Linked DNA regions of Mus musculus: regions 1 and 2 are each linked to region 3. Evidence: chromatin loops called from intact Hi-C (ENCODE). Cell type or tissue: left cerebral cortex. All regions are shown on one strand. Links, peaks and the distances in the headings refer to the core of each region. The heading gives the core; the rest is flanking DNA. Region 1 holds the start of Mta2 (metastasis-associated gene family, member 2). Region 2 overlaps Nxf1 (nuclear RNA export factor 1). Region 3 holds the start of Gng3 (guanine nucleotide binding protein (G protein), gamma 3).

The links. A loop is a pair of places that touch in the nucleus more often than their neighbours do. Peaks named below come from ENCODE experiments on the same cell type or tissue, not always from the same donor. Only the 100,000 strongest peaks of a DNase experiment are listed, where the experiment ranks them.
Region 1: it touches region 3 in a loop (2.0-fold over the local background); 5 of 42 quality-filtered maps call a loop at or near these places.
Region 2: a loop joins it to region 3, with 2.3 times the contacts of the local background. A loop is called at or near these places in 5 of 42 quality-filtered maps.

Annotation. Positions count from the first base shown.
Region 1 is chr19:8,935,708-8,945,616 of GRCm38, reverse strand. Eml3 (echinoderm microtubule associated protein like 3) reads right to left here. Exons shown (of 22, transcript NM_144872.1): 11 at 9,158-9,313; 12 at 8,857-8,998; 13 at 8,337-8,488; 14 at 8,130-8,255; 15 at 7,923-8,054; 16 at 7,088-7,155; 17 at 6,501-6,589; 18 at 6,332-6,429; 19 at 6,113-6,200; 20 at 4,940-5,038; 21 at 4,584-4,714; 22 at 4,035-4,487. The coding sequence ends at 4,284. It overlaps Mta2 (metastasis-associated gene family, member 2), which reads right to left and starts at 3,697. Exons shown (of 18, transcript NM_011842.3): 1 at 3,235-3,697; 2 at 2,085-2,152; 3 at 1,511-1,604. The coding sequence starts at 3,262. It overlaps Gm10353 (predicted gene 10353), which reads left to right and starts at 3,227. Exons shown (of 4, transcript NR_165499.1): 1 at 3,227-4,965; 2 at 7,068-7,171; 3 at 8,318-8,505; 4 at 8,811-9,554. In left cerebral cortex, for the core only: a CTCF peak has its summit at 3,838; DNase peaks (open chromatin) are centred at 3,202 and 3,745; H3K4me3 peaks cover 2,198 bases; H3K27ac peaks cover 1,230 bases.
Region 2 is chr19:8,757,223-8,767,131 of GRCm38, reverse strand. Nxf1 (nuclear RNA export factor 1) reads right to left here. Exons shown (of 21, transcript NM_016813.2): 1 at 9,873-9,909; 2 at 4,637-4,820; 3 at 4,296-4,449; 4 at 3,516-3,599; 5 at 3,331-3,435; 6 at 3,136-3,216; 7 at 2,983-3,052; 8 at 2,783-2,871; 9 at 2,526-2,633; 10 at 2,101-2,210; 11 at 299-335; 12 at 1-52. The coding sequence starts at 9,900. Among named protein-coding and RNA genes, the nearest start is that of Nxf1, 5.1 kb to the right of the region's middle. In left cerebral cortex, for the core only: a CTCF peak has its summit at 6,182 (motif pointing left); no DNase peak of the experiment used is centred there; H3K4me3 peaks cover 569 bases.
Region 3 is chr19:8,831,197-8,840,801 of GRCm38, reverse strand. Hnrnpul2 (heterogeneous nuclear ribonucleoprotein U-like 2) reads right to left here. Exons shown (of 14, transcript NM_001081196.1): 13 at 9,470-9,577; 14 at 6,660-9,347. The coding sequence ends at 9,267. It overlaps Gng3 (guanine nucleotide binding protein (G protein), gamma 3), which reads left to right and starts at 1,556. Exons shown (of 3, transcript NM_010316.3): 1 at 1,556-1,811; 2 at 2,149-2,248; 3 at 2,531-3,873. The coding sequence starts at 2,150. The coding sequence ends at 2,659. Bscl2 (Berardinelli-Seip congenital lipodystrophy 2 (seipin)) reads right to left here and starts at 3,335. Exons shown (of 12, transcript NM_001136064.3): 1 at 2,938-3,335; 2 at 1,018-1,226. The coding sequence starts at 1,092. In left cerebral cortex, for the core only: CTCF peaks have their summits at 645 and 3,155; DNase peaks (open chromatin) are centred at 2,250, 2,576, 3,181, 3,314 and 3 more places; H3K4me3 peaks cover 3,942 bases; H3K27ac peaks cover 4,113 bases.

The DNA.
Region 1 (9,909 bases), core at 762-8,761, 100 kb before region 3:
AGCCCCCCCTTTCGGCCTTACACCTCAGTGTAGATGTTCCATCCTCTCTTTAATTCCGTCAAAGGAATTATCCCATCCTTATACTGTGAGAGTATAAGGATACCACAGAAATGCACCCAACCCTAGCTGCCAACACGCAGAAAGCACAAACAGAGCCATAATACAGTGTGACATCATATTTAGCTCTTTCTTGCACAACCAGTCCGAGGTCCTAAAATCCAGTTAAGAAGAAGTAAAAATAGCACACATGGTCGCTGTTTATTTACCAGCTCCTCTTCATACTTCAGGACTCCTTGCTGTGTCTGAAACATCACATGCAACCTAATGCTCCTTCTCTTTCTACTTGGCTAATAATAGTTTGTGGGCTTTCAAGAAGGGCAACTCTGAAACCAGTGCCAACACCTTCCTCACCAAGAGGCACCAAGAGGCCTGCACTGAAATCTCCGTAGAAACAGTTAACCTGGCTAAGTGCCAACCAAAGTAGAAGACAGAAACCTCAGGCACATGCTCATCGGTGCATTGTTCCCCTGAAAAATGGGGGTACAGATTTGGGGTGGGGGTGTCCGTGTCTCTCTGTGCTCTAGGAAAACCCAGAGGTAGGGCAAAAAGAACCACACCCCTACCCCTTCTGATTGGATAAGGCCAAGGTCAGCCCCTGCCAGATGGAGCCGGAAACCCCAAAGGGCCAGGAAACTTGGTAGGCCCAGTTCATTAACCCTTTCATGACTGCAGCCTGAAAAAGAATCTAGGAGGGAAAAAGGGAGTTAAAAGAAAACTAAGTGATGCGGGTAGTGCTGGCACACGCCTTTAATCCCAGCACCAGGGAGGCAGAGGCAGGTAGATTTCTATGTTCAAGGCCAGCCTGATTTACAGAGTGAGTTCCAGGACAGCCAGGGCTACACAGAGAAACCCTGACAAAGAAAAAAAAAAAAAAAAAAGGAAAGAAAAAAGATAAAACTAAGTGAAAAAAAATTACAATATAAAGATCATAGAGAAAATGCAGACAAAGCAAAAATAAGTAAAAATGACACTAACTGGAATGGAGAGGAAAAATGGTGAAGGCAGGGAAGTCCAAGAGAACTGCTCCTAGCTTATCATCTCTATTAATGTTTTGGCATCGCCTCCAGACTACAGCATAAGCCTCTCTGTTATGCAGACTTCTCAAAACAGTATCTTCCTCTTCACCTTGGCCATCACTCACTAACCACTGTCCCAAAGTACCCAAAATGTCCCCGAGTGCCTGCTTCTCTAAAGCTCTTTTCATTTCCTATCTAAATATCTCTCCACTCACACACATAAGCCTCATTTTGGCTTTCCTTATCATGGTCTGCCCGCCCTGCTTCCAACCCCAACGTGTAACAACAGGCCTCCCTCCGCAGACCAGGCACTTCCCACCCCCCCCCAAACTCACACCCTCCCTTGGGCATGCTGCCAGGGGAAACACCTGCAGGAACATGTCTAGTCCTCAGATCCTGGGGAAGGGAGATGGGTAAGGAATGAAGACACTCACGAGCATTACTGTCAGCCAAGCTGTTGAGGCTACTAGAAATATCCCTTCGCCGGAAAAGACAGACAACCTTTGCTTCCACATTTCCATTTGCAGTCTAAAGGAGGGAGAAAAACCGAGAAGGAAAATTGGCCATTTGAAAGTGGAGATGCATGCCGGGTGTGGTGGTGCACGCCTTTAATCCCAGTACTCGGGAGGCAGAGGCAGACGGATTTCTGAGTTCAAGGCCAGCCTGGTCTACAAAATGAGTTCCAGGACAGCCAGGGCTACACAGAGAAACCCTGTCTCAAAACAAAACAAAACAACAACAACAACAAAAGAAAGTGGAGGTGCTGGGGGGAGGTGGGGGAGTGGAAGTGCGCAGAGTCAAAAGCAATATCTCCTTAAGGGTCTAAGTAGAAGAGCTAGAAAAACTTAGCAGTAAAGACTTAATACTCAAAGATAATTTCAGAACCAATGAAAAGGGTCTCCATGAGTTTAAGATCAGCCTGGTCTACACAGCAAGTTCCAGGCAGCCAAGGTTACATAATAGAGAGACCCTGTATCATTAAAAAAAAAAAAAACCAACTCCACTCACCTTATTGAGCTCCTCAATCCGTCTAACCAGGTAAGGATTGCTGGAGGAGTTCTCAAAATAGACGTAATCTGTAGGAGGTGGGGAAGAAACAAGAGGATCAGAGGAGAGGGCACCCAGATGAAAAAGTCGCTCTGTGTGGACCAAAATGAGACAAAATTCTAGATAGAGATGAAGTGGAGATGAGCAAGAGGAGAGAGTTAAGAAAATAAGTACTAGTCATTAGCTGGACAGTGGTGGCATATGCGTTTAATCCCAGCAGTCTGGGAGACCAAAGCAGGCTCTTGGTTCAAAGCCAGCCAAGTCTACAGCTCAAGTTCCAGGACAGCCAGGGTTACACAGAGAAACCTTGTCTCAAAAGAAACAAGGGGGAAACCTGCCTCAAAAAGGAAATGGGGGGTGGGGGAAGAGAAGAGAGAAAAAAAGAAAAAAAAAAAAAAAAAAAAGGAAGGAAGGAAAAGAGATATTATGGAAATACTTTGCCAGGCAGTGGTGTCACACACCTTTAATTCCAGCAGTCAGGAGGCAGAGGCAGGCGGATCTCTGAGTTCGAGGACAGCCTGGTCTACAGTATGAGTCCCAGGACAGCCAAGACTACACAGAGAATAAACCTTGTCTAAAAAGAAACAAGGAAAAAAGAAGAAAAAGGAAATGAGTTTTTACCCCCTACCCCTGCAACACCCAGTTCTAAAGTCAGATCTTCACTCAAAAGTGAGACTTAAGAAACAAGAACAAGAATTTCCCTGGAGTCCATACAACTTTGCACTCAAGTTGCATCCTTGTATAGGAGAATTGAGTAAACTGTTCAGGCCCCACCTTCGCGAACGCACAAGCCGCCACAGAAAAGAAAACCCCTGCGCGCCTAGCCCCTAGCGCGGCTGGCCGGACGGTGGGTCACTCGGGCCCCTTCCAAAGCCAAGGCCACTTCCAGCCCGGCGATCCAGTCACAGGTCTCAAGAGCACCGTTACGGCTGCAGGTAAGCCTCTGCGGTAGACTCTGCGCCCGATAGCGTCGCCGCCGCGGAACCATGGCTCTTGATTCCGGTTCCGGTCGGTGCCGCGGCCCACACGACCCCAGATGTGGCTCCCCCGCGCCTGCGGACACCGAGTCTCCCTGATCCCGGCCTCAGCCTCTTCCGCTCAGGGTACTCACCTCCCACCCGGTACATGTTAGCCGCCATGGCCGTTCCCGCCGCCGCCTCCGGCCACACAAAGAGGTCCCGGAGGCTCGCGGGGGCAAAGCTCAGCTCCAGACGAAGCCCCCAGCGCGTGGCTGACGCTTCGCGGAAGTGTCGATGGGGCCCGAGCAGCCGGCACCTCTGCTCGCTCAGCCGCCGCGGCTCATCACTGCCCGCGCGACGACGACACTGCTATAGCCTCACGCCGGGACACCGAGGCCAGCTCCGGTCTACTCGGCTTCTTCCGGAACGAGCTCGATTCCTGCCTGACCGGAGTGAGGTTCCAGCTCCTAGCGTCCTCACCGAGTCCCAGCAGACGTCGTGCGGTGCCAACCGCTGGCAAGGTTTGCCCTGCCCGCGTCCGGGTTCGCCTCCTTCCGGAACACCTTCGGCCGATCCGGAGAACAAGGCCCAGCGCTCGGCTCAGGTCGGAGAGCAAGACCCCGCAGATCGGCCACTTCCGGAAGGAACTCGGCTCCTTTCGCTCAGCCGCGGCCTCGCGCTCGGTTATTTCCGTTGCAGCTCGACCCCGCCCCTGAGGGCGGTGAGGAGCCGGAATTAACTCTTTGCACTATGGGTCCTAGCAGCTCCCCGGCAGTGGCGTCGAAAGGCGCGCGCGCGCCCTCACTCTTCTTGAGGTTATTTGCAAGCCGCTTTGCCTGTTATTTGCATATTTGGTCTGAACTCCCTTTTCTCTTCCCGCCCTGCACTTTTTTCTTTCATCCTAACACAACTGGGCCCCTGAGGGGACCCGCCGCACAAAAGCACCAGGCAGTTACTTTTTTCTTTTTATTGCCCCTCACCGAGCAGAGGGTGTCGGAGCTGGGTTGCCTGGCTCAGCCAGCAAGTCTGTTGTTATTTTGTGTGCAGTGGGGTGGTTAGCCCCTCCAGAAAAATGCGCAATTGGGAATGTATGAAGTCAAAGAAAAAGCCAGCACAGGAAAAGACTGTCCTTGGTCCTAGGGGTTTTGGCCAGGGTGGGGCCAGACCACAGTACCAGAGGGACAAGACCATCCAGCATCAATCACACGTCCAGGGAGGAGGCAGGGGACAGAGAGGGCGTTCTAGATGGTGTGGCAGGAGCGGGCCCAGAGCTCCCTGCCCCCAGCACTCGCCACTGAAAGATGCTAGCATCCTTGCCACCTAAGGAGACAAGGTATGAGTCGTCGTGCGTGAACCGGACACTAGTCACATGGCTGCCATGGCCTGAGTACATACGACTTGGCGCCTAGATGAGAGAAAAAAAAAAAAAAAACAACTGGTTGCAGCAATGGCAGGGTACCAAACCTACCCACCTGGGCCCAATGGTCCCCTGAAGCCTCACCTTGGCTCGAGCACATGGGTACTGAAAGAGGTGTACTTTGCAGAAGTCGTCTGCCACAGCCACCACCCGTTCATTGTGGGAGCGGCAAAGGGAGTTGATGTCTGTCCCATCAGAGCCATCAGGCCACACACCTAACACAACAGGTGGCCTGAGTCAGGCTGCTACCACAACCTAGAGTTGCAGTGTTTCAGGTCTTCAGGTTGCCACTGCGCTCCAGACAATCCCAAGGGGCCTCCTAGCCTGGATTTGCCACTATGACCCCCACCCCGAGGTGGCACACGCCCAGGATTCTGAGGGCAGAATGGGTTCTTCCTTGTTTCCCCAGCCCTCCTAACGGATTCCAGATCCTGGCTCACCATAGACGTGGAAGCCCAGCACACAGGTATAGGTAGCCCACTCCCGGTCTCTGCTCTCATAGCGGTTCCTCAGCAGTTTGCAGCCTCCAGCCACATCCCCTAGGTGGAAATCGCCTACTCAGCCGTCATTCTTCCCTCACTTGACGACATGAACTGATCATAGGCATAGCGTCCACTATGAACCCCACTGTGTGCTTCCCAAGTTCTCACTGACTTGGCTTGGCTTTAAGTTAGGCCTGCATGATGGTGCAGATCCTTAATCCCAGTCCTAGTGGGGCAGACAGATCTCTGAGTTGGGGGCCACCCTGGTCTACAAACGCAGGTGACAGAGGGAACCCTGTCTCAGAAACAGAGAATGTAGCCTTAGACATGCCTAGAGCCTCTGGATAAAGCACTAACAGTTTCTCATCAGCTGCCCCTCCCCCACTTGCCCTAAGGAGCTATCCTAAAGCACTGTCTTCTTGGTGCAGCCGGCTTTTTCCTTTGTTTTGGTTTGTTTTGGTTTGGTTTTTTTTTTTTGGGGGGGGGGGTTGTTTTGGTTTGGTTTTTGGTTTTCCGAGACAGGGTTTCTCTGTATAGCCCTGGCTGTCCTGGAACTCACTTTGTAGACCAGGCTGGCCTTGAACTCAGAAATCCACCTGCCTCTGCCTCCCCAGTGCTGGAATTAAAGGTGTGCGCCACCACGCCTGGCCTTTCCTTTGTTTTGTATTTTGAGGCACAGTCTTCCTATGCAGCCTTGGCTGCCCTAGAACTCACTATGTAGACCAGGCTGGCCTTGAACTCATAAAGATCCAGCCACGTATCTCTGCCTCCCCAGTGCTGGGATTAATGGCATGCACCACAATGCCTGGTCCATTTTTCAACTCCCTTGAGTTCTTGTTGGAGAAGATAGAGTGTGAAACTGTAGCTTACCTACTTACCGGGTTATCCCTATGTCCAATTCCAACCTCCATTTCCCTCCACATCAGCCCCTCTGCTTGATGTTCCTCTACTACCATCAGCCCTCCTGACTAGAAACCTCCTGTCGGCACCCACATAATCTCTTAGGAGACATAATTAGGAGGATGACAAATGCAAAAACAGCATGGGCCACATAGAGAATTCTAAGCCAGCCTGATGCAAAAAAAAAAAAAAAAAAAAAAATTAAATGATCCCCATCTCCCTGCCACTCACAGTAAAGAATCTCATAATCCCCAGAATTGGACATGATGAAATTCCCATCCTTGGACCAGTCAAGGTGAGTGATAAAACTGGAGTGCCCCTGGGGAATAAGAGTCAAGAATTTGACAAGATGGCTACCATTTCCCATCCCCAGGCTAGCCCTTAATGCATCAAACCCCTGTTACTGTGCCCACAGTTAACAAATCCCACCTTCCACCCCAGCATCCTTACCATACATCTGCCAAAGCGGCTGGACTTAGTGCCACAACTGGAAACACTATAGATGTAGATCATGTTGTCATGGGAACCAATAGCCAGGTACAACCCATCTACAAAGAAACTTATTCAGATAAAGAAGAGCCAGAGCAGGACCCAGGTCCAGGGTGGGGGTGGCTCCCACCTGGGCTGTACCGGACAACTGAGAGCTGTTCATTGCCGTCAGTGACATCGGATACAATCTCTCTGGTCTCTGTGTCCAAAACCAACCACCTGAAAGGAAAAGGGAAGGAAGCAAGGAGGCAAGATGTGAGCCTACCCCCAGGGAGGCTCTGAGCAAAGAGTCAGCAAGAAGACAGAATATCAGGCTGTGGTGTCTGGAAGGAGGCTGGGGGATGGGATGAGGCTAAGGGCATAGAAGTGCTGAGGGGCTTCTGATGTCTCCTGAGAAAGAAGTCAGAAACTGCAGACCAGGCCAACCACAGAAACCTTGTGGAGTCAGTCAGCCTGGCACTTCCCTGTTCGCCCACCCACATCCACCCCTCCCAAGCCCACTGCTTCCCCATCCTGGGCTGCTACCAGACTGAAGAGTATACATGGGGAAGACTTGGTGACAGCAGGAGAGGGGAGGCCTGGGTTACAGAGAAGCACCCGAAAGGTGTGGTTCAACACTTTAGTTAGCCTTGGTCACCTCTTGTCCCTGTCCCCGTTACCAAGAACCCTTCCTAGACTTCCCTGCTTTTCTTCCTAGGAGGTCTGGCATTCTCTCACCTCCCTGTGTTCAGTCCTACAACCACAACTGCCCCACTTGGGTGGAAGTCAGCACATAAACCCGTCTCCTGGGAAGAAAAAAAGGTAAATTGAAGAAATGGTTTTTCTAAGGGGCCCATGAGATCAGGAGAGAGACTTCAGGGGGTGGGGTTGAGGAAGGGGTAGTAGAACGTACATGAAAGTATAAGCTGAAATTCTAGAGACATGAGGATTCAGATGGAAATCAAGGTGTTGGGGGAGGAAAGAGCCTAGGTCACAGTCAAAACTGAGTATTATGTAAATGTTAATTAAAGATAAAAGTTTGCCGGGCATTGGTGGCACACACCTTTAATCCCAGCGCTTGGGAGGCTGAGGCAGGTGGATTTCTGAGTTCGAGGCCAGCCTGGTCTACAGAGAGTTCCAGGACAGCCAGGGCTACACAGAGAAACCCTGTCTTGAAAAAACAAAAAAAACAGAACAAAACAAAACACACACAAAAAGAAAAAAAGAAAAGAAGATGGCTTTCTAATAAGAGAAGTTGGATGTCACTTTGTCATCTTAGTAACTTTAAAGGATCCTCCCAAGGCAACCAGAGAAAAGGAGGCATGAGAGACCTGGGATAGAGCCTAGTAAGGGGAAGAAACCGAAAGCACCTAGCAGTGCTACAGATGAACCAAAATGAGGTCTGAGGCAGCAGCAACGCCCAGGTGTCAGTCACTCTTACCAGTCTCTACAGAGTTCATATCTGAACAGCCTGTAACCACAGTACAGTCAGTTCTCCCAGACACAGAAGGAAAGGCAGGATTAGGGAGTCAGAGCACGGGTAGCGTGGCAGATCAAGGGCAGCTGACTCTACCTTTAGGTCCATGCTCCAGGCCAGTGCATGGCCTTCCCCATCCCACAGGCAGAGCTGCCGGTCATGGCCACAGGTGAGGAAGCGATTCTGGGACGGATGTGTACACAGTCCCCAGAGCTCATCAGTGTGGCCCTGCAGTAGAACAGAGTTACCACAGCTCTTCCCCAAACTCCCTTCCCTACTTGCCCTGGCTTTTAGCTTCCAAACCTGGATAACAGGGGAGAAGCCTTGAGCCAGATCTCCCCTCAGTAATGCATTCTTTGTGGTTCCCACCAGCAGCTCAGAGCCAAGCCCTTCAGCAATGGCCCTCACAGCTCCAAAGTGTTCTGGAATCTGCGGAGTAATGACAGAATGTCAAAAGCATACTGACCATTCCTCTCCCCATCCCTTCCTAGACCCCAGCGCATCTCTCACCTCTGCCTCCTGGAGGGCCACCAACCCGGGCCCCCACTGCACCAGTCGTCGGTCCCGCCCACCACCACTCAGCACTGTCCCATCCCGGCGGAGACACAGGGCAAAGATGGACCCCTCGTGAGCATGGGCCTGGGCCACGATCGTGTAGGTCTCTGTTGGTAAAGGCTAGGTAAGTCATGCTCTTAGAGAAAGGAGCAGCTTAGAGCATCACAACACAGACTAACTCTAGCTCCCAAGCACCCACAGAAGACTCTTTAAGCCTCATCATGACTACCAATTCAGCTCATAGTAATAGTGGCAAAAAAAAAAAAAAAAAAGGCCCTTTGAACTTTGAACTTTGAACCTGAGATTTAACAAATTCAAATCCCTAGCCTTCTCTCCTTTACTGTGTGGCTCCCCACCTTTCTAGACAAAGCCCCACGGAGTTCATCAGTTCTCCAGGGTAAAAGGAAACGCTCTGCTCTGTTCCCACAGAATTTCTGAGATACAAACATCCTAAATGCTAGCCCTAACCACATACCTTTGGCCCCACCCCTGCCTGGGGTCTTGGAATCTGAGACACTTCGACCCCAGGTAAGAATGTTCCCCTCGGAATCTCCAGTGAGGATGTCTCCATCAGGAAGGAAGACAAAGCAAGGGATGAACTTGGGTTTCTTGTATTTCTGGAGAGGGCAGAGGACAGGTGTCACAGGACAGATGTGGATGCTGGGGCACATTAGAATCAACACATGTCACAGGATAGCTGGGGTGCTGGGGTGCATTAGAGTCTACAGCACTTAGCCCCACTTCCCTCTCCACTGCCTCACCCATCCACACCTCACCCCAAAAACACCCTGCTTCCGGGCGAGGAGCCCATTCCCGGGAGCCCCTGTCCCACCGCTCCAGTTCCAAAAGTGGACATGCGATTTCCCACTGGTGACAATACAGCTGCTGTCACGAGGGCTGAAGCCAACAGCGAGGACTGAGTCATTTGTACTCTGAAAAAAAGAAGACACTTGATTCAGCCAATCTAAGTCCTAAGCCTGCCTTCCTCCCTCCCTCTCTCTCTCTCTCTCTCTCTCTCTCTCTCTCTCTCTCTCTCTCTCTTTTCTTTTGAGACATGGTTTCTCTGTGTAGTCCTGGCTGTCCTGGAACTCACTTTGTACACCAGGGTGGTCTCAAACTCAGAAATCCGCCTGCCTCTGCCTCAAGTGCTAGGATTAAAGATGTGCACCACCACACCCTGTTTTGGTTTGTTTCTTGTGACAGAGTGACTTGTGGTTGTCCTAGAACTGCCAGTGTAGCCGAGGATGGACTCCTGAGTCTCCTGCCTCCACTTCCCAAGTGCTAAGTTTACAGGAATGCACCAACACAAGTGGCATTTTGTTTTTTGATTTGCTGTTCTTTGTTGAGACAACTTACTCTATAGAACATCCTGCCTAGAACATCAGATCTTATTACAGATGGTTGTAAGCCACCATATGGTTGCTGGGATTTGAACTCAGGACCTTCGGAAAAACAGTTGGTGCTCTTAATCCCTGAGCCATCTCTCCAGCCCTTACTTCAGCTTTTCAAGTGCTGGAATTACAGTCAT
Region 2 (9,909 bases), core at 1,343-9,342, 75 kb after region 3:
TTGTAGGGGCTTCGACATCAAAGGAAATTGGAGGGGGTAGCTCATGGCCATCCTGTGAAAAGAAGTGAATGTAATATGAGAAACTGAAGAAAGACTGGATTTGTGAGCATAGAGAAAAGCTAAAAGACACGGAGAGCGTGCAGGGATCCTATATAAACTTTGTCCACAGGCATTTCTAAGATGAAGATTACCACTGTTAGCAGATTCTCAAACAAATCTACACACCCACATTAGTGGTCACAAAATAGAGGCAAGACCTTGGTTGTCCCTGTTCTTGAGAACAAAATGTTAGACTTACCAGGCGTAATAACTTGGGAAATCGTTCGCGAATGGCGCTGTCAAGAACGGGACAGAAGTGAGTGACGCTTCAGAGCCATCATGCCTCCTGGGCTGCTCTAGGAGCAAATACACCAAAAACCCGAGGAACAGCCCATCCCATCCTGCTTATCGCCCACTCCTCCCCAACTTAAACATGGGGACAAGAACCCCCATTCCCCTCCTCACCAGGGGCACCCCCTTCTTAATTGCCTTGAAGGCTGGCTCTGTTGTCTTGCTGCCTGATCCCGAGTGCCACAGGAGGGCACTCTCAGCCCAGGCTTTAAGCCTAGGGCTGCCTTCCCCACCTTGCCCCCCTTACCTTCCACCTACTCACCTGTGCAGCCCCGGGAGGAGGGAATGGGGTTGGAGCCCAGGGGCTCCGCTGCCTCACCAGGTATCCACCAGTTCTGCCAGGTCTGGCCTTCGCCAAGACCAGAACACACCACAAGTATGGCACAGGATGTTGGGGCAAGGAGATGAACAAGACAGGGCTCAAGGAGGAGGAAAGAAAAGAGACCAAGGGAAAGAGAAATGGAGAAAGGTAGGGCAGGAACAAGAGAGAAATGGAGAGACAAAGAGGAAGCAAAGCAACAGGGACAGACCTGAAGGCAGAGGCATTCAGAAAAGAATGGCAGAAAGAAAGACCTCCTGAAACAGCCATTTCCTTCAGCTGCCCTTTTCCTGTGGTCCCAAGGTAGAAATGAAGAATAAATCCTATAATGATTTGCAGTTGCTGTTGGCCAGGTCTCTGTCTGCTCTCTGGGTCCCGGTCTAAGCTGGGCGTGGGAGGTAAAGTAGCCATGGGGCCAGGAAACCTCCCTCAGAAGACATGAGGATTCAGGCCTCTGCCGAGTTGGGGGGGTGAGGGTCTGTGCCCCACCTCAGTTGGCCCCCAAGTTCTCTCCTGATGGCCCCTCTGCGACTGTGCCTGTCTTAGGTTGTTCCTTCCCTGAGGAATCTTACCCGTCTCTGGCTAACCAGCCATCCTCGGGGCCAAGCAGGGTGACTGTGAGGTGTGCGAGTGAGGGAGGGGCTGTGCCCGACAGGGTCATTTCTCTGTCTCCTTGGTAGCAGATGCCCCTGTGGCCTCCACGCCCAGCACTTGCCTTGGGATCCCCCTCGCCTGCTGGCGGGGCCCCGGCTTTGATCACATCTTAGGGAAACCCAGATTTCTTCTCCAGGAAAGGCCCAGTTCACAGCACTGGGCAAGAGAGACCAATAGCATGGTACCAGCCTCCAAGAGGCATCAACATCAGCATGGGCAGAAAGGACCAGGCCACAGCCTTGGCTAAGTGGATCATGAAAATAAAGAGTCCCTCTTGGTACAACGGCAAGAGGGACCATGAAAGGACAAAGGAAGGCCTGTCTCAGTAGACAGCCCCAGTAAGAAAGGACTTTCTCACAGCCTAAGCACACCAGGCTTTTGCTGAAGACAAACACACAGGTAGGGCATATATAAGACACCTCCACATCAGAACAGAAAAGGGGAGGTGCTCTTCCTGGAATAACAGGTAGGGAGATTCTAGAAAAGGCTGTGTTCAAGAAAGAAGGAGAAAGGCCAGAACTAGAGAACAGAAGTCAGGTGAGAAGAAAGAAGAGATCTGGGACAGAGCTAGGAGACAACAGACAGGCAGAAAGGAATACATGATCCTCCTCCCAAAGAACAGGTGGTTCCAGCTCAGGGCTGCATGTTCTCCTGTAGACGGGCACTGGTCAGGGTGCATGAGCTCAGCCTCCCAGGGGTGAATGTCCCCAGGAGGGGAGACAGAGGCTACAACTGACCTGATATAGCTGGACTGGTCTCCGAAGTTGTCACACATGGGGTTTCTGTCAAGCCACAGCTCTTCCAGCTTCAGCCCTTTTATCTTGTCTAATTCCCGCTCAGTCTTCAACTGTGAAGGATGAGGAGAGTAAAAGGGAAGAAACAGACCTTACTAAGAATAGCAGCTGGATTCCCACACTTCTAAATCCTACCTAAGTTTTGTTTCTTGCTTCCCACTATGGCCAGCCACACTCTCCTGGCTCCACCATCACAGAAACACAGCAGGGTCAGTGTGATGGCTTAGTGGGCAGGAGCTCTCACCTCATAAGCATCACAGCCCAAGAACCCACGTAGAAGGAAAGACTCAACTCCCAACACAGTCTGACCTCCACCTCCATAGTCAGTTAACTATTAAAAACAAAAGCACCCTAGATGTCAGTCTTACTTCGTTTCCGGAGAGATTTAGGGTCTTTAGGTTTGGCGCCTTCTGCACAATGCTAGACATATCATCCAGCTTGTATAGCCTGTTGCTGCTCAAGTTCAAAGACAATAGCTAGGAACAGAACAAAGTTTAGATGTGTTACCACGGGGCAAATCTGTATCTCATCCTATCCTACACATCTCACCCTGATTTTTAATGCAAAAATAAATAAATAAATAATTAGTTAATTAAATTAAAATTAAAAAAAAAAAAAGCTTCACCTCAGGAATGTTCTCTTCAATGATCCGCAGGGTGGCTGCCATACAGCTTCTGCGGTTTAGAACAACATCGATGTTCTGGGCCACCAAATCTGTAGCAAATAGAAAGAAAAGGAAGTCTGAGAGGTCTTGCCCATACCAGTGTTATAAAGACCAATTGTTTCCCCTCTCCAATTAGTCAGAACCATTGTTGTCAGTCATACCTGGGTCTGAGCGGAGCCCCTTGAGGTCAAGTGCTTGTTGGTTGCCATCATATCGTTTGCTCATGATCAGCTAGAAGAAGGAAAACGAAGGGTTTAGTCGTCACTGATGGAGATTGAAAGTCTGCTGGACCATGTCACTTGAGCCAGCCTTACCTTGAGCTGCTCTATTTGTTCGGGCTTCAGTTCATTCTGTACAGTGTAGGGTGGAGCAGAAGCATTGATGATGATAGATATCTGAAGAGAAGACAGAAAGGCAGGAACATAATTGAGGGCAGCCTAATCACCAGCACTAAGACTTAGTCCCTTTTAGTGCACCAACTGTGCCATACCAGGCCCTTGTCCACATACCCTTCTGTTTTCTCGATCCTGGATCTTATGGTTGACACCCTTTAATGCAGAAGCAGTAGTGGCATCCTCCACAAAAAAATGGGCCCGTGTATTTTCATAGTGAAACTGGAAGAAGGAAAACAAACAACATTCAATCTGGAGTCCACAGGTCCTTCCACAGCCTTTCAGGTCTAACTCTGTCTTACCTCGATGGGATTGAAGGGGACACTGCATTTGCTCTGAATCATGCTCAGAAGCCACGTTTTGTCATACTTTCTACCATAAGGAATCTGGAAGTGAGAGACAAGGGTACACATGTAACCAAGCCAGCATATTTCAGTTCTCCTTTTATTTTCTGCCAAGATTGAAAGTATTTCTAGTGCTTTATCAGAAAGCATGCTTAACGTGGCATGCATAAGGCTGAGTGATAGAAGGCATTTAGCATGCGGAGGTCTCAGAGATAGAAAGCATGCTTACATGCATGAGGCTGGTAGAGCCCTTCTATGCTAGAAAAGCTGGGTTTTTTTTCCCCCCCTCTTCAAGAAAGGACAAGAGATACAAACATGTTTGTATCCACTTGAGATACAAACATTCCTTAACTCCTTTCCATATACTTATTATTCCTGGCAAGATGACTCAGACAACATGGCTACATATCAAATGTATTAATTCTAAAAGTCCTAAGACATGTGTGTCTTACTTGTCCCCGAGAGACTCCATCGTCTCCTAGAATCACTCTTAGCTTAAGTGTTAGGCTACATCCTGACCACACTTATCAGATTCCCTTTCACATGTCACCTTGCCTATCCTTAACTCTGTTCTTAGATGTTCTAAGACACTCATTTGAGGAAAGAATGGATTAGCATGCTACTTCCCTGTTGAGTAAATGTTCGAGAAAATGGATTCGAGGAGCTTGAGAGAGGTGTCAAACACTTTCAATGAGTCTAGTCCTGTTTCCTGAATCACCTATTCTTCCAAGTACTCACTGTAATCTTGAACCAGTTCTTGGTGGTCCCATCTTGACTGGTGCCAGCCCCTCCTCTCTCTGCAGGAGCTCTGTCTCTCCGTACAGTAATATGAATTCGATCTCGATCATGCCAACCATCTCCCCGACGATTAGGCCGGTTGGTATAGGGATTGCTATTGGGAAGCAGAATTAAATTTCCATAAACACTAGGGAAGAGGAACCTGTCCTGCTAGTGAAACTACAGCTACTAAATTGGTTCTGTCAAGTATCACTTTACAAGGTAAGACCAGACACAACAAAGACATCAGGGCTACATAATTCAGTGGGTCACTATTCAAAGCAGACTAATTGGTCACTTACTATCTTACTCGGGGGCCATCCTGGGGATCATTCATTGCTACATCGCCATCATCTTCCTCAAATCGGGAAGACTGTACACCAGAACCACCTCTTCCAGACCTACGATTCCCCTCACCACACTTCCATCGGAAAGGCCCCCGGCCTTTCTTTCTTCTTTGAGGGAAACTAACACGGTCATCATGCTCTGGAGTTGGAAACAGACACAGAAATTAGTAAATGCATGAATGGTCTAAGTTACCTTGGTGTGAGCACCAGTTTCTAGTACTCTGTACTCTTGGAAAAAACAGATATGAACTATAAAGGTTCCTTCACAGAGATGCCTATGCCCTAGCCAGAGCAAAGAACTTTCTTTATTACATCCACATCGTGAACAAGTTATTGGAAAACTATAGAAATGTTGGGAAATAAAAGGGTCAAGAGGCCAGGCAGTGGTAACACATGCCTTTAATCCCAGCACTTGGAAGGCAGAGGCAGGCGGATTTCTGAGTTCGAGGCCAGCCTGGTCTACAGAGTGAGTTTGAGGACAGCCTGAGCTATACAGAGAAACCCTGTCTCGAAAAAACAAACAAACAAACAAACAAACAAACAAATAAATAAATAAGTGGGTCGCGAATGTACCTCAAGGCGCTGGAGAAATGACTTACCACACCACCACCATCCCATGGTTTCTCTGTGTAGCTCTGGCTATCCTTGAACTAACTGTAGACCAGGCTGGCCTCAAACTCAGAGATCCATCTGCCTCTGCCTCCCTAGGTGCTGGGATTAAAGGTGTGGGCCACAACCTCCAGCAAGATGACTTTTTTCTTTTTATTCTTTTCTTATATAAAACATTCTGACTAGAGCCTCTCCTCCCTCCACTTCTCCCAGTCTCCCCCGCCCCCCCCCCCCCCCGCAACTTCCCTCCTCCCACCCTTTGTCTACTGTTTCTGTTTCCCTTCAGAAAAGAGTAGGTATCCCAGTGATAGCAATTGAACATGGCATAACAAGATGTATGGCATAGTAAGATGCAATGACACTAGACACAACCTCTCATATCAAGACTGGACAAGGTAACCCTGGAGGAGAAAAAAGGTGCTAAGAACAGGCAAAATAGTCAAGACATCCCCGTTCCAATAGGAGTCCTACAAAAATCCTGAAGCTAAACACAACAACATACAGGCAGAGGACCTAGTGCAGACCCATGTAGGCTCTGTGATTGCCACTTCAGTCTCTTGTGAGCCTCTAGGAGCCCTGCTTAGTTGATTTTGTGGACTGAATTCTCCTGGTGTCTTCAACTCTTCTGACTCCTACACTTTTTCCTCCTCCTCTTCCTCATAGTTGCCCAAGCTCCACCTTGGATGTGGGTCTCCGCCATCTGTTCTCATCAGCTTCCATGCTAGGGCTAGTGATTGGGCTAGTCATAATGTTCTCAAGAAAACTAGCTAGTTGGGGATGGGGGGCTGGAGAGATGGCAGAGTGGTTAAGAGCACTAACTTGCTCTTCTGAAGATTCTGAGTTCAATTCCCAGCAACCACACTGTTGCTCACAACCATCTGTAATGAGATCTGGCGCCCTCCTCTGGAGTGTCTGAAAACAGCTACAGTGTACTTACAGGAAAGAAAGAAAGAAAGAAAGAAAGAAAGAAAGAAAGAAAGAAAGAAAGAAAGAAAGGAAGAAAACAAGCTAGCTGCTCTTCTAGAGGACCAGCTTTGATTCTCAGCACCCACTATACTGCACAACTGTCTGTAGGCCTCCACAGGAACCCCAGGCACTTACATAGTACAAAGACATACAAGCAGGCAAAAACACTTATATACAAAAAAGAAAATTCAAGCCAGGTGGTGGTGGTGCATGCCTTTAATCCCAGCACTTGGAAGGCAGAGGCAGTAATAGAAGGCTTGGCTATCACAGTCAATGACCTGGCTTTTATCCTCAGTATCTCCTCAAAATAAACAGACAAGCAACAAAAACAGCCCTTTTCATTTTAGTGTTAGTAGTCCATGGTTTTAATACCAGCAGGAGAATCCGGATTTCAAGGTCATTTACAGCTACACCCTGAATTTAAGATCAACTCATGCTACTACATGAGGTCTTGTCTTAGTCCAGTCTTTTTTTTTTTTTTTTTTTTTTTTTTTTTGGGTTTTCATGACAGGGTTTCTCCGCCTGCCCCTGCTTCCTGAGTGCTGGGATTGAGGTCTTGTCTTTAAACAAAACAAAGTTTAAAAGGCAGAAGGGAAGAGTCTTCCCACAAGTTCATGAGCAACCTTAACTAAACTCAGGCTCTGGAGTCTGAATGGAAGTTGACTTTGTAGTTAATTCCAGGGAATCCACTACCTTCTTCTGGCCTCTGCAGGCACCAGACATACACAAATATACATAAGACAAAATAGACATAGAAAAAAAAAAAAAACATAGAAAGAGTAGGGTTGGAGAGATGGCTCAATGGTGTAGAGCACGGGCTGTTCTTACAGAGGTCCTGAGTTCAATTCCCAGCACCCACAGTGGTTCATGACTATCTATAAAGGAATCTGATGCCTCCTTCTGGCATGCAGGTGTACATGCAGCAGAACACTTATACATTAAATAAATTAATTAAATTAATAAACAAATATGTAAAAATAAAAAAGAGTAATGAAAGGTGAATACAATTACAACTGTGTACATGTATAAAATTACCCCCCCCCAAAAAAAACCTTAGAATTTAAAGAAAAAAGAAAACCAAAACCACCCAGAAACCAGATCCTACAAAGAAAACTAAAATGTGGAAGTATGGGCAACCCCAAAATATAACCAGATTCCTGAAAACCACCTAAAATCTGCCACTTGCATATTCTTTTGCTTATGTGTACAGTTGATGGTCACAGAACCAGATGTTATGGCCACCACCTGCAATCCTGGCAATTGGGAAATGGAGGCTTCAATTACACAAGAAATCAAAGCTATGCTGGGCTACATGAGATTCTATCCCAAAAAATAAAAAAATTCTTACAAATAGGACGTATTTAAAGTCTCCTAAAAACAACTACCGCCGGGCAGTGGTGGCGCACTCCTTTAATCCCAGCACTCGGGAGGCAGAGGCAGGCGGATTTCTGAGTTCGAGGCCAGCCTGGTCTACAGAGTGAGTTCCAGGACAGCCAGAGCTACACAGAGAAACTCTGTCTCGAAAAACAAAACAAAACAAAACAAAACCCAAAAAACAACTACCATCTCCTGCACTCGGAACTTGGGAAATGCTAGTTTCTTTGAGCAAAAATAGCCTGCACCTCGAGGGACTTATTGATTCAGGGACTGGTGCAGGTTCCACAGTAAGGAGGTAGGGAATGTTCTCCAATATAACCATTGTTTGAAGCAGGAGGATTCCGAGTTCCAGATAAGCTAAAACCCTGCCTTAAAAAGGGGAAGAAGCCAAACACAGTGGCCCATATCTTTATTCCCAGACAGTGGCAGGCAGAGAACTGTTGAGTTTTGAATGCCAGCATGGTCTACTCATTGAGTTCTAGAACAGAGAGAACTACTCATTGACACACTGTTTCAATAAATAAATTAATAAACAAACAAGCCAACCAAGTGTGGTAGTACACTGTTTAAGAAGAGGATTGGAACTACAGAGTTCAAGGCCAGACCAGGATTGAGACCTGTCTCTCTTAGTGGGTGGTCTGCATATATGTAGACAAAACAAATAAAAGGAGGGCTGAGGATATAGCCCAGTTGACAATGTGCTTGCCTATCCTATCCTTCACACACACACACACACCACCCAGGCTGAGGCAGAATTTGAAACTTCAAGTCAGTCTGGACAACTTGGTGAACCATCTCAAAAAAATAACAGCCGGGCCTGGTGGCGCATGCCTTTAATCCCAGCACTTGGGAGGCAGAGGCAGGCGGATTTCCGAGTTCAAGGCCAGCCTGGTCTACAAAGTGAGTTCCAGGACAGCCAGGGCTACACAGAGAAACCCTGTCTCGAAAAAACAAGGGATTTTCATCCTTCCTTGTCTATAGCTCTGTGGGAGAACAGAAGGCCTGGCACACAGGGAATGACCTGGAACCTCTGATCCTCTTACCTTAAACAGTGCACTACTACACTTGGTTCTATTTATTTTCCTTTTTGCCAGACCTTGAGTTTAACTCTAGGAGCCCAACCCCCCCAAAAAAAAGTAAAAGTCTATGCAATACCGAACTTGGGAAGCTGACACAGGGAGACTGACTGAGGCCAGCCTGGGATACTAGGGCTGACCCTGTAAGGGAGAATTAGCCTTCCCTAGGGATGAATTCCCTAAATGGTTATCCAATCCCAAATGGTAAGCTTTAGAAACAAATATATACACATTAACACTAAATGGGCTCTGCATGTTGGATGAATTTGGGGAGAGAGTTGACAATGGGAATGGCTAGAGAAAGGAGACCAAGTAATTATATTTGAATTAAAATAAAGGTTCATTGGGTAGCTATTTTTCAGGCCTGGATAAATCATCAGTATTACACAAATACAAAAAAGGTATAACTTTCAAAGAAATCCACCTAATATCTAGCATCCTCTAAACAACGATCCTCTCCAAGCAACCCTAGTAAAAAGGAATACATTAAGAGACAGTGAAACTACGGTTCACGGAAGAAAATTCCCACTCCAGTTACTGTGTTCTAGGCACTTGGTAGAAATTATTTCATACGCACACAAACGCACACGCACATGCACACAAACTTGGGAGACAGGTACCCACATGAAAGAGGCGGAAAACAAGGCCTGAAAGTTTAACTCACTCGGGTTTAGTACAGCCAACTCCAGATTCAAACCTCAGCTGTCATAGTGTCCTAACCACCACAATGAATTAACATGTCAGGATAGGTGTTCCGACTAGAAATTTGATAAACAATAAGCAGCAAGCTACAAGAACAGACTGATCGTATCACAAAAAGAAAAAGAAAAATAGGGCACCAGGGTAGCCCACGACCAAGCGACTACTGACTCACATTTAAAGGAAGAGTCGGGCCGCCAAACTGAACTGACAGGCATCAACCACCCTCAAAGTTGAAAGGAATCTTGTCACCCCACCCCTGAGCCACAGGTTCTCCAACGCCTGAATCCGGGCGACTCTGGAGCCCCTGGGTCCCGCGGCGCCCCGCGCCCCCTGCCCGCGCGGCCACCGCTACCTACGGACGTAGGGCTCCTCGCGGCCTCCCGCCCCCGGGCTGAGGCCTAGGCCAGGGCCGCCCACCCCAACCCACCGCGTCGCCTCCCGGCCCGAGGCCCCGCACTGACCGTTGTATGACTTCCCTTCGTCCGCCATGGCACAGGC
Region 3 (9,605 bases), core at 1-8,000:
GGAGGTGAGTGACTTGCCTAAGGTTGCACAGCCGGCCAGTCTGGCTCAAAGCCAGCAGCCTTAGAGCAGTCAAAATTGCCTCCCAAGAGTTTCTTTCCTCTGCCTGGACCTGTGCTCGCTCACGGAGGAAGTGACCCCTACCCCCGCACAGCACCCTGTGGCCGACGCTGCGGCGCCCACCCCTGGGGTAATGCGGTGTACACCAGATCGCCACCGCGGCGAGGCAGACTCACCGGCCTCTCGCTGCCCAGGCAATATACAGAAGGCAGTTCCGGCTGCCGAGGAAGCCCCGCCCAACTGTCAATCGCCTACAGGGGCTGAGCCTTGCATAGAGGGCAGAGCCTGTAAAATGCTTTGCTCCCCAGTGTCTCTGCCCATTACACTTTAGTTAAGTGACCAAAGGACCCATTATAATCTCCAACGCAGTCTGGGACTCCTTGGTCCTCCTTTCCAGGCCTCAACCACAACCCTCTGCCCATACCTTTACCACCTGTCTTTTCAGTGTGATTGAATGGAGGTGTGAAATAAATGCTGATTTTGTTTTGTTTTGTTTTGTTTGTTTGTTTTTTGTAAATTCAGTAGAGTTCCTTGGGCCTGTAGGAGTCCAACTGGAGCTCAGAGAGCCTTGCACCCTGCCAGAATCTGAATCTTGTGTGTTGTGTGCGCAGATGGTGCCGTCCGCTAGTCAAGCGTGGCGGCATTTCAACCCCTTTCAGTCTCCAGTTTTTATGCTGCGTGATTGACCTTCTGTGACCCACGTGATGCAGCCAACCTCAAAATCCCTACAAAAAACCATGAGACTAGATTTCTGATGGTGGCATCGTCTGGATAACGTCCTCCAGGAGGCAAGGCCAATGCACATCTTTTTGAATAGTAGTAATCCACTCAAATTACATGAAAAATTTCCAATCGATTCCCTATTTCCCCAGTGCCAACTCTTGCCACCCTACTCCCCACTCCGAGAAGCCCACCTGTGTTCACAACATTCACACTAACTCTCGTGGCAAGGTGCCTTACCTCGTCTTTGTCTGATCCTTTGATCTGGTCTCTGCATGTCTCTCTTGCCCCAGCTTCTCTTCTTTGATGTATCATTTCTTTAGCTATCTTCCTGATGGGTTACCTCTGGGTCTCCCAGCTCGCGTCACTCACGTGGTAGAAAGTGGTGATCTAGAAGCTGATCACCTGTAGAGTGTTACATTTTCCTAGCTCTGAAGAACGGTGGGTCACTGAAAGAAACCAAGATTCAGGTGCTAAGTGCTGTGTCAGGGTGGGGGTGGGGGTGGGGGAGCAGCAGCCCAGCTGATGTCAGACTTTCAAATGAGCAGGGTCTTCCGCAGTGGGGACAGACTCTAATGCAGGGGCTGTCACAGGCCCAGACCACCCCATTTGAGAGGGGAGCCTGCTTCTGCCTCAGGCCCTTTGGGGAGCTATCTAGTTTAGACTAAGGACTTGTACAATGGCAGGGGCAGGTAGTGAGAGAGCAGCAGTGAGGGTGTGCACAGGGGATGCAAACAGCAGACTGACTCCCCCACTGTCCAGGCAGTTGGTATGCGCCAGAATCAGCAGCTCCTTCTAGCATCCTTCATCCTTCAGGTACCAGCCATCTGGGCAGAACTTAAGCTGTGGAGACTGAGACCACCCCTCCAAGGATCTCGTCTGAGCATCTCTAGTGACCTTCTCTGCATTAACTGTCAGTGCTACGGATATTTTTAGCTCCAAGTCCTGGCAGGGTGGGGCACCTATCTGAGGCAGGGTTTGGTGCCCCCTCCCCACTGACCCTACATCCCTGGCTGCCGCTGCTGTTACTTCAGGTGAGTAGAAAGCAGCTTTTTTTCTCTTCAGGGCTTGAGGGGGGACAGGTGGCTGATGTGATTTCATCAGGGTGGGGCTCTTTCTGACTGAGGCTTTCATTGCTGGTAACATATTTGGCTCAAAGACTTAAAATCCTTAAATCGTTTGTATAATTTGATGACCAGGACCCAGGGGTTAGGAGAATATTTCATTTTATCTTCTCCATTCTCCCTACTTAAAAAAAAAAAAAAAAAAGAAAGAAAAAAAAACCTGGGATGGCCACTGGAGAATGGGGGCACAATCCCAGGTGTGTGGTTGTGAAGAGCTGAGTGTTTCAGCTGACTGTCTTTACTCCAGGATGAAAGGGGAGACCCCCGTTAACAGCACTATGAGTATTGGTCAAGCACGCAAGATGGTGGAACAGCTTAAGATTGAGGCCAGCTTGTGCCGGATAAAGGTGGGTGCGACCCTGGCTCCCATCAGCCCTTCAGGGCTCAGCTGTGGGTTTGCAATACCCTCCCCTCCCCCCTCCCCCCAAGAAAAGATGCTTCTTTTCTTGACACCCTGAGGTCAGTGGCAGAAACTGGGCTTTGTCAGCAAAGTTGTTCCCGAGGACTGGCGTTGGGGGAGAGGGCTGTCTCAAAGGGCACTAGAAACAAAAAGATAGTCTATTGGAGAAGAGAACTGCAGTCCCTTTCAGGAATTCTGGTTAATGTATCCCTTCCTGGCTGGGTTCCAGGTGTCCAAGGCAGCAGCAGACCTGATGACATACTGTGATGCCCACGCTTGTGAGGACCCCCTCATCACTCCTGTGCCCACTTCCGAGAACCCCTTCCGGGAGAAGAAGTTCTTCTGTGCGCTCCTCTGAAGAGCGGTGGACCTCCTCTGAACTCATCGCCCCCTCCCAGACCCGCCCTTAGATTGGAAATTGTAGTAGATCACTTCTACCCGCATTTACCCGGAGATTATTTGAAGCACAAGGCCCTCCTTACCCATGTCTACCCCATCTCCTCACCCTTTCAGGCTAACTCCAAGCACCTTCTACTCTATCTATAAAGGGACCCCGCTAAACTGCCAAAATCCTGCCTGTTTCCCTCGGTGATCCATCCGTTCAGGCAATGGAGAGGGGGATGCCCGGGTGCTCACCTGGAGCTATGAAAGGTAAAGGCATTTGAAGAATAAAGTCATTCAGAGCCTCAGAGGACAACGTCTGTGTTAGCGTTCTTGGGAAAGAGGATCCTTAATCGATACACTTGCCATATCCAGGGAACAGGGCCAGTCGAGCCCGTTAGACATTGTAAGGATTGGAGATCGCAAAGTATAAGGTGCCCGAGCGCCCCCAGTGGGGGGTTGTTAAAACGAGCGCTCAGAAGCCGCGGAGCATTCACACGAGCGCGCAACGTAAGCGGCGAGAACCACACAAGGGCGAGCAGGGTGGGTTTCCGCAGGCCCAGGGACAGCAGCCCCGGGGGGAGGTGGCCCGAGAGGCCGTGGGGCGGGACAGGGCGACTCGGCGCGGCAGCCAATGCCCAAGATGGCGGCTGCCTGTTCGTACCCGCATGGAGGCACGCGCCGAGGGTGCTCTTAAAATGGCGGTCCCCAGCGTTCCCAATAGGGAACGATCCCTTATGCGATCCTCTGGTCTTAAAATGGCTGCCCCTGCCCTCTCAAAGTCAGAGTCAGGTTCTCTGTCCCATAGAATCTGGAACTAGACATGCTTTGGAGACCAATCACGGGGAGTGGGGATGGGGAGACACCTAAAGCAGTCATGGGTTCTTAAGTTCAGTGTGGTGACCAACACTCCGGAGGTGTTGGACACACACAGAGGCAGATGGATCTCTGAGTTCCAAGCCAGCCACGACGACACACAATACACAATGAAATCCTGACTTAAAACAACCAGTCACTAGGACTGGGACCCAAGAAGCCCAGAGTGAGTTTTGCATAAGAATCTCGCCTGAGTAGAGGTTCCCTTTGAGGTGTATGTAATAACACAAATGTGTTAAACAGGCCATCTTGGAGCACCCTGTTCCTTGGTCTCTGTGGGATCTAAATAAGTAATAAATTTGTTTTCTTGTTGAATTGGGGCTTTTTTATTTTCTCCTCAAGGTAACTGAAAACATCACAAGGGTTCAGAATGTCGTCTGACTGGAAACCATGTCTCAAGAATGCCTCCTAGAGTGAGATCCCGGCAAAGGGTTAGGGGATCCAGGCCACCGCCTAGAAGCTTTTTGGTCTGAGTGAACGTACATATATGTTTTGGATCCTGGGCTACATTTAAATGTCCTAGTTGTTTTGTTTTTGTTTTTATTCTTTTTGGTTTTTCGAGACAGGGTTTCTCTGTATAGCCCTGGCTGTCCTGGAACTCACTTTGTAGACCAGGCTGGCCTCAAACTCAGAGATCCGCCTGCCTCTGCCTCCCTGAATGCTGGGATTAAAGGCGTGCGCCACCATGCCCGGCTGTTCTAGTTTTAGGTGACAAATCGTTCTGGGTAGGAAGGTCTAACTATTCCCTGGGTGTCATAACCAAATGGCTGAACAGGTACAGGTGTTTGACTGCAGGCCCAGTGAGTTTCAACCATCAAGGTGGTGGGGGAGAACTCAAGAGTTTTTCTGACTCCACAAGAGTACCCTGCACACTCTCTCTCTAGAGCGCGTGCATGCGCACACACGCAGACTTCAGTATTTTATAACCTTTGCTCCTTCTTTCTTGTGAAAACCCCAGGAAGGATCCTTGTTATAATCCCTGCCTGCTTACAATGTCTAGAATGCAATAGGTGCCTAATACCTAATGAATGTTTTTTTCTATGTGTATATGCTTAAACTGTACACAGGGAGTAGCAAGAGACTAAAAAGACTAATCTCTATCAGCTCAGATGTGGTAAAAAGCCAAAAGTGCTTAAAATGTGTTATTAGGTTAATCCTTGCCCTACCTTATCCTCTAAAATACCCATCTTAGTTTTCTCATGCAATTTGATACCTATTCAAATTAGGAGTGACTATCTGGTTGAGGAGAACCAGGCCTAGCAACTCGTACAGACAAGGTGTAAGCTGTTTCAGAGTAGGGCTAGAAGAGGGTTCTCAAAGGAGTCACATGGTGGCTTACAAACTGACCTTAACTCCACTTCAAGAGGATCCAATGCCCTCTTCCTACTCTGCATGCACCAGACACAAGCATGGTACACACAGATATATGCAGACAAAACATTCATGGGTATAAATCTTAGGAATAGACCATCAGTGGATTGAGACAGGGTCTGAACTCCTGATCCTCCTGCCTCCCAACTCCAAGTGCTCAGATTACATTCATACACCAGTATAAGCTACTGTTGTTTTTGAAACAGGGTCTTGCTCTGTAGGCCAAGTTGATCTGGAATATTCTGGTTTTGAATTCATAGCATTTCTCCTGTCTTGGCCTATCTAGTGTTAGGACAAAGGCATTCGATATCACGTCAGGCTGAACACTAATTATAATCAGCTCCAAAATGCCAATAATGGAGCCTAAGATGGTTCAGTGGGTAGAAGTTCCTGTCATCAAGTCTGATGACTGGATTCAATTCCTGAGTCCTAAATGGTAGAAAGGAGACTCCCAAGTCATCCTTCGATCTTCACAGGTGTACTGTGGCTCATGCGTGCTAACAGGCAAAAAACCCAAAGTCCTCCTGAGCCTGGTATGGTTGCAGCCTAGGCTACAATAGCCAATACCCAGCTTCAAAACAACAAACACAAAACAAAGTTTCTGTAGCTTTCATTCTTCAAATTCAATAGAAAAATGAAGACTTTCCTTCTTAGGTAATATCACATACTTAATGGATTTCATAAACAAAACATCAAAAATCTAACTGATTATTTTAGCAGAGCCCAAGAGTTAAATTTTCCATTCTAATGGCTCAAGATCTTAGTACAAGAGGGATAGAGAGATGGCTCAGTGGTTAGGAGCACTGGCTGTTCTACTGGCTGTAGAGAATCAGGATTCAGAGTTCCTAGCACCACCATTTAAAAGGATTTTTTTTGTGTGTGTCTATTTTAAAATTTTGTATTTATGGTTTTGTTTTTAAATGTTGTGTGGTTCAGATACACCAGAAGAGGGCATCCGATTCTATTACAGATGGTTGTAATGTGCCATGTGGTTGCTGGGAATTGAACTCAAGACCTCTGGAAGAGCAGTCACTGCTCTTAAACCACTGAACCATGTCTCCAGCCCTAGCACCACCATTTAAGCTCACAACCATGGGACACTGCAGTTCCAGGGGATCCAATGCCCTCTTCTAGCCTCCGAAGGTACTGCATATGTGGTAGACCCAGATGCAGGTAAAACACTTGTATATATAAATAAAATTAAAAATAAAGATGTTACTCTAAGCACACACCAGGTTGACAGATTCCTATGTAGCTAGTCCCAAGTGAAGGCGTAGAGAAGAGCACAGCTGTCATATACAGAGGCCATCCTCGGCTGTAACCAGTGCATCTTGATAACTAAGCACTAAAAAATAGGTGGCTTGGCATGTCACCAAAGTTTGGCAATTTGTGTTTGGTCCTTGGAACCTGTATAAGGATAGGAGAAAGACTCCACAAAGTTGTCCTCTGACCACCATGTGACTCATATCCCCATTTTCTGCATGTACACTCGATCCCTGTGCACTTCTGTGCACATACCAAAATTTAAAATAGGTGATTAAGATGGTTATAGTGACAAACATGTATAAATGCAGCATTTTGGGTTTTAAGGCATGATGATCAAGAGTTCCAGGCCAGTCTGAGATACAAGGAGATTCTGCCTCAAAAGAAATTATTTTGAAAAAATACATTTTAAAAATAAACACCTCCATGATCATTCCAGTCAGTGCAGCCACAGGAGATAGGAAAATTCAATCCAAATGGTTATTTATTCTAAAACTGGAACTACTGTGTCTACATTTTTTGCCAGAATGGTGTAATGAGAACAGGGTAAGAGTTACATATGTAAACAATGACACAGTTACATTTTTAAAAATGGAACCCCCCTCCCCCGTTTTTTTACTGGCCACTTCCAAGAATGCTTTACAGGTTGTGCAAAAACATTTACAGGCTCCATGTGGTGTTTGTTTGTTTACAAGCTTTTCCATCTACAACTACAACAGACATCTGATAAAACACTAAACAACTCTTTTAAGGAAAACAAAACCAGGGATTCCTCTTATTACCATAATCTACACCCCACACCCGTCCCAATAACATTTCTTTTCATAATAAAAACACAAGACAGAAACAAAATGCAGACGTCCACTTTGATGCAGGAGACCTCCTGAACAGACCCAACAAGGATGTGGCAGTGTCATTCTCCATTCCACTAGAAAAACAGCTTTTTTTAAAAAAAAGGACTTTGACTTTTCTGGTGTTGAAAATCAACAGCGAGTATACTCTCTGACCCATGTTGCCTCAAACTTCAGTGTTAAGTTTTTGCACTTTTGAGGGCTCTACCACCTAAAATCCAGATCACAGAGTACCGTCAAAGTATTATTTGTTGGAGGACTAAACATCTGAAGGGACAGCTTCTGCCTCTGGAAATTAAGTTTCCTATTCTAACATAATCTTCTTCTAAGGGGATTTCTTTGGGCTCCAGTTTCTATCTTCCTGCCCTGACATTATAAACAATGCTTTCTTGAACTCCCTTTCTAATACCAGCGAGTTACAAAAGATGCATGCAATCATTCCACCCACTGCCACACACAAACCCATCTGTGGCACCATAGGGACAAGTGCAATAGAAAAGACACAGTATGAGCACGCTTCTCTCCTCCCAGGCCCACTGCAGCCTTGGAAAGAGGTCCTTGAGCAGAACGGTGTGTCCTAACAAACCAGGACTCAGAATGAGGTCTGCACACCCTGAGAAGCCTTGCCTGCGTGGGAAGGACATCAGGACAGGGAAGATTCAAATCTCAGCACAAGTTTAAACAAGAGAACTGCTCAGGCAAGGAAGTGGAAGTGAAGTATGTCCTAGTAACTCAGCCCAGAGATTTTCTCACCAGGAAGTGTTGTAGGATGCTGTTGCTGAGTAAGCTTTTAGCTAAGCAAGATGATGATTTAAATTGAAGATCAATATTGAAAGCGCATTGCTATATCCTGCTCACATTCTTGAACCCAGCAACCTGTAGCTATTCTGTCAAGAACTGGGAGGGTGTTGTTAAAGTTACAAACTATATGATCCCAAATGAAGTCTCTTGATAAGAGGCCTCTCTGAGGACTTGAAGGGAAGCACCCTTGAAGGAATCCTGTTTCAACAAGTTGGGAAAAGGTGTTTCCTTGCACACACCCATACACACATTCACATAGTCTTTCCAAGTTTCTGCAGCCCAACTGAGCTGCCTCCTAACCCCACAACCCCTTTCTACTCTCTACCTGTGTATCAAAACAAAAACAAAAACAAAAAACAGCAGCAGGGCAGAGCCCCCTACATTGTATAAAATAGTTGCAATTCTCAGCACCTGGGCCTGACAGCCCACACCACAGGATTCACCTATATACATATCTTGACGCAGTAAACAAAAGTCTTGCTGCGTTTCTGTGAGCTGAAACCCTGAGAATCATTCCTTCCCTCACACTTGTAAGAGGCAGGCAATATTAGTAAATGATTCCAGAGATCTCTTGCCTCTATCAACTAGGAAGACAGAGACTAGGGACTGGCAAATCACCATCTTCAGACTAAGGGCTGTGTTCCCACCCTCCTCCAGACTTTATAGGAATTTACTGAATATAATATAGATAGGGACAAAGTATTATGCTCTGCAGTCCCCAAGAGCCCCCGTTCCCCCTTGGCCTGGGAATCCTATATACTAGAACCACCCAACTAGCAGTCTCTGTGCCTTAGGCAGACAGCACAAAGGCACAATATAAGTGGACAATCTATTACCTCAATAGCCCAAGAAGGAAAGGTTGGTAAAGAAAATACAAACGGTTAGTTGGTGCAAGTGATTCATAACAGCCAATTGTTTATTTCCACTGCCCTGTTCACAGGCACCCCCTCTGCCCCTGCTCCTGTCTCCTCTGTTTCCGCTCCTAACTGCTAGCAGATTCCCTCATGCTGTTCCCCTTCTCCCCACAACACTCTCCCTTACTGGGCTACCAATCCACCTGTCTTAGAATGCTGGAGGTGTCATTTTTAGTTCTTTTCCTATCCAGCTGCAGGGTACAGAATAGGCAGCTCTAAGTGCTGCTTTCTGTGCAAACGGTTTTTTTGATTACAAATAACCTAACTAGGTTTGAAATGTTTTATAGAATAAGACAATATTTTTTTCAACAAACTTTAAAAAAAATGTACAGTTTTGTTTCCACTCCCCCCTCCCCCACCCCTACTTGCACACCCTCCCCCCAACCACCCCTCCCTGGCAGCTCAGCCCCACCCCGACAGCCCCTGTTTTCCTTGGTTGTGTTTTAGGGGGTGCCTGGCACCCCCAAAGATTCAGCTTCATGGCTGACAGGCGAAAACAGCAGGGGCTTCACCGATACCCTTGGTAACCGTAGTAATTCCTGTAGTATCGGTCTCTGTCCTGTTGGTGGTGGTAGTAGTAATTCTGCCACTAGAAGAGAGGGAAACCCCATCACTTAGAGCCAGAGCTGGCTGACGATGAAGAGGCACGACACTCATCCATCCAGCGGGTCCTGTCCCCTTCACCCTCAATCTACCCAAGATAATACTCACATCCCGGTTGTATTGTCTGTAATAGTCTCTGTATCTGTTGTACTCATAATCTCGACTGTAGAATCGTTCATAGTCACCTCTGTATCGATCATAGAAATTACGGTAGCCCTGAGGAAGGAGAGAGAGGAGTGTTGAC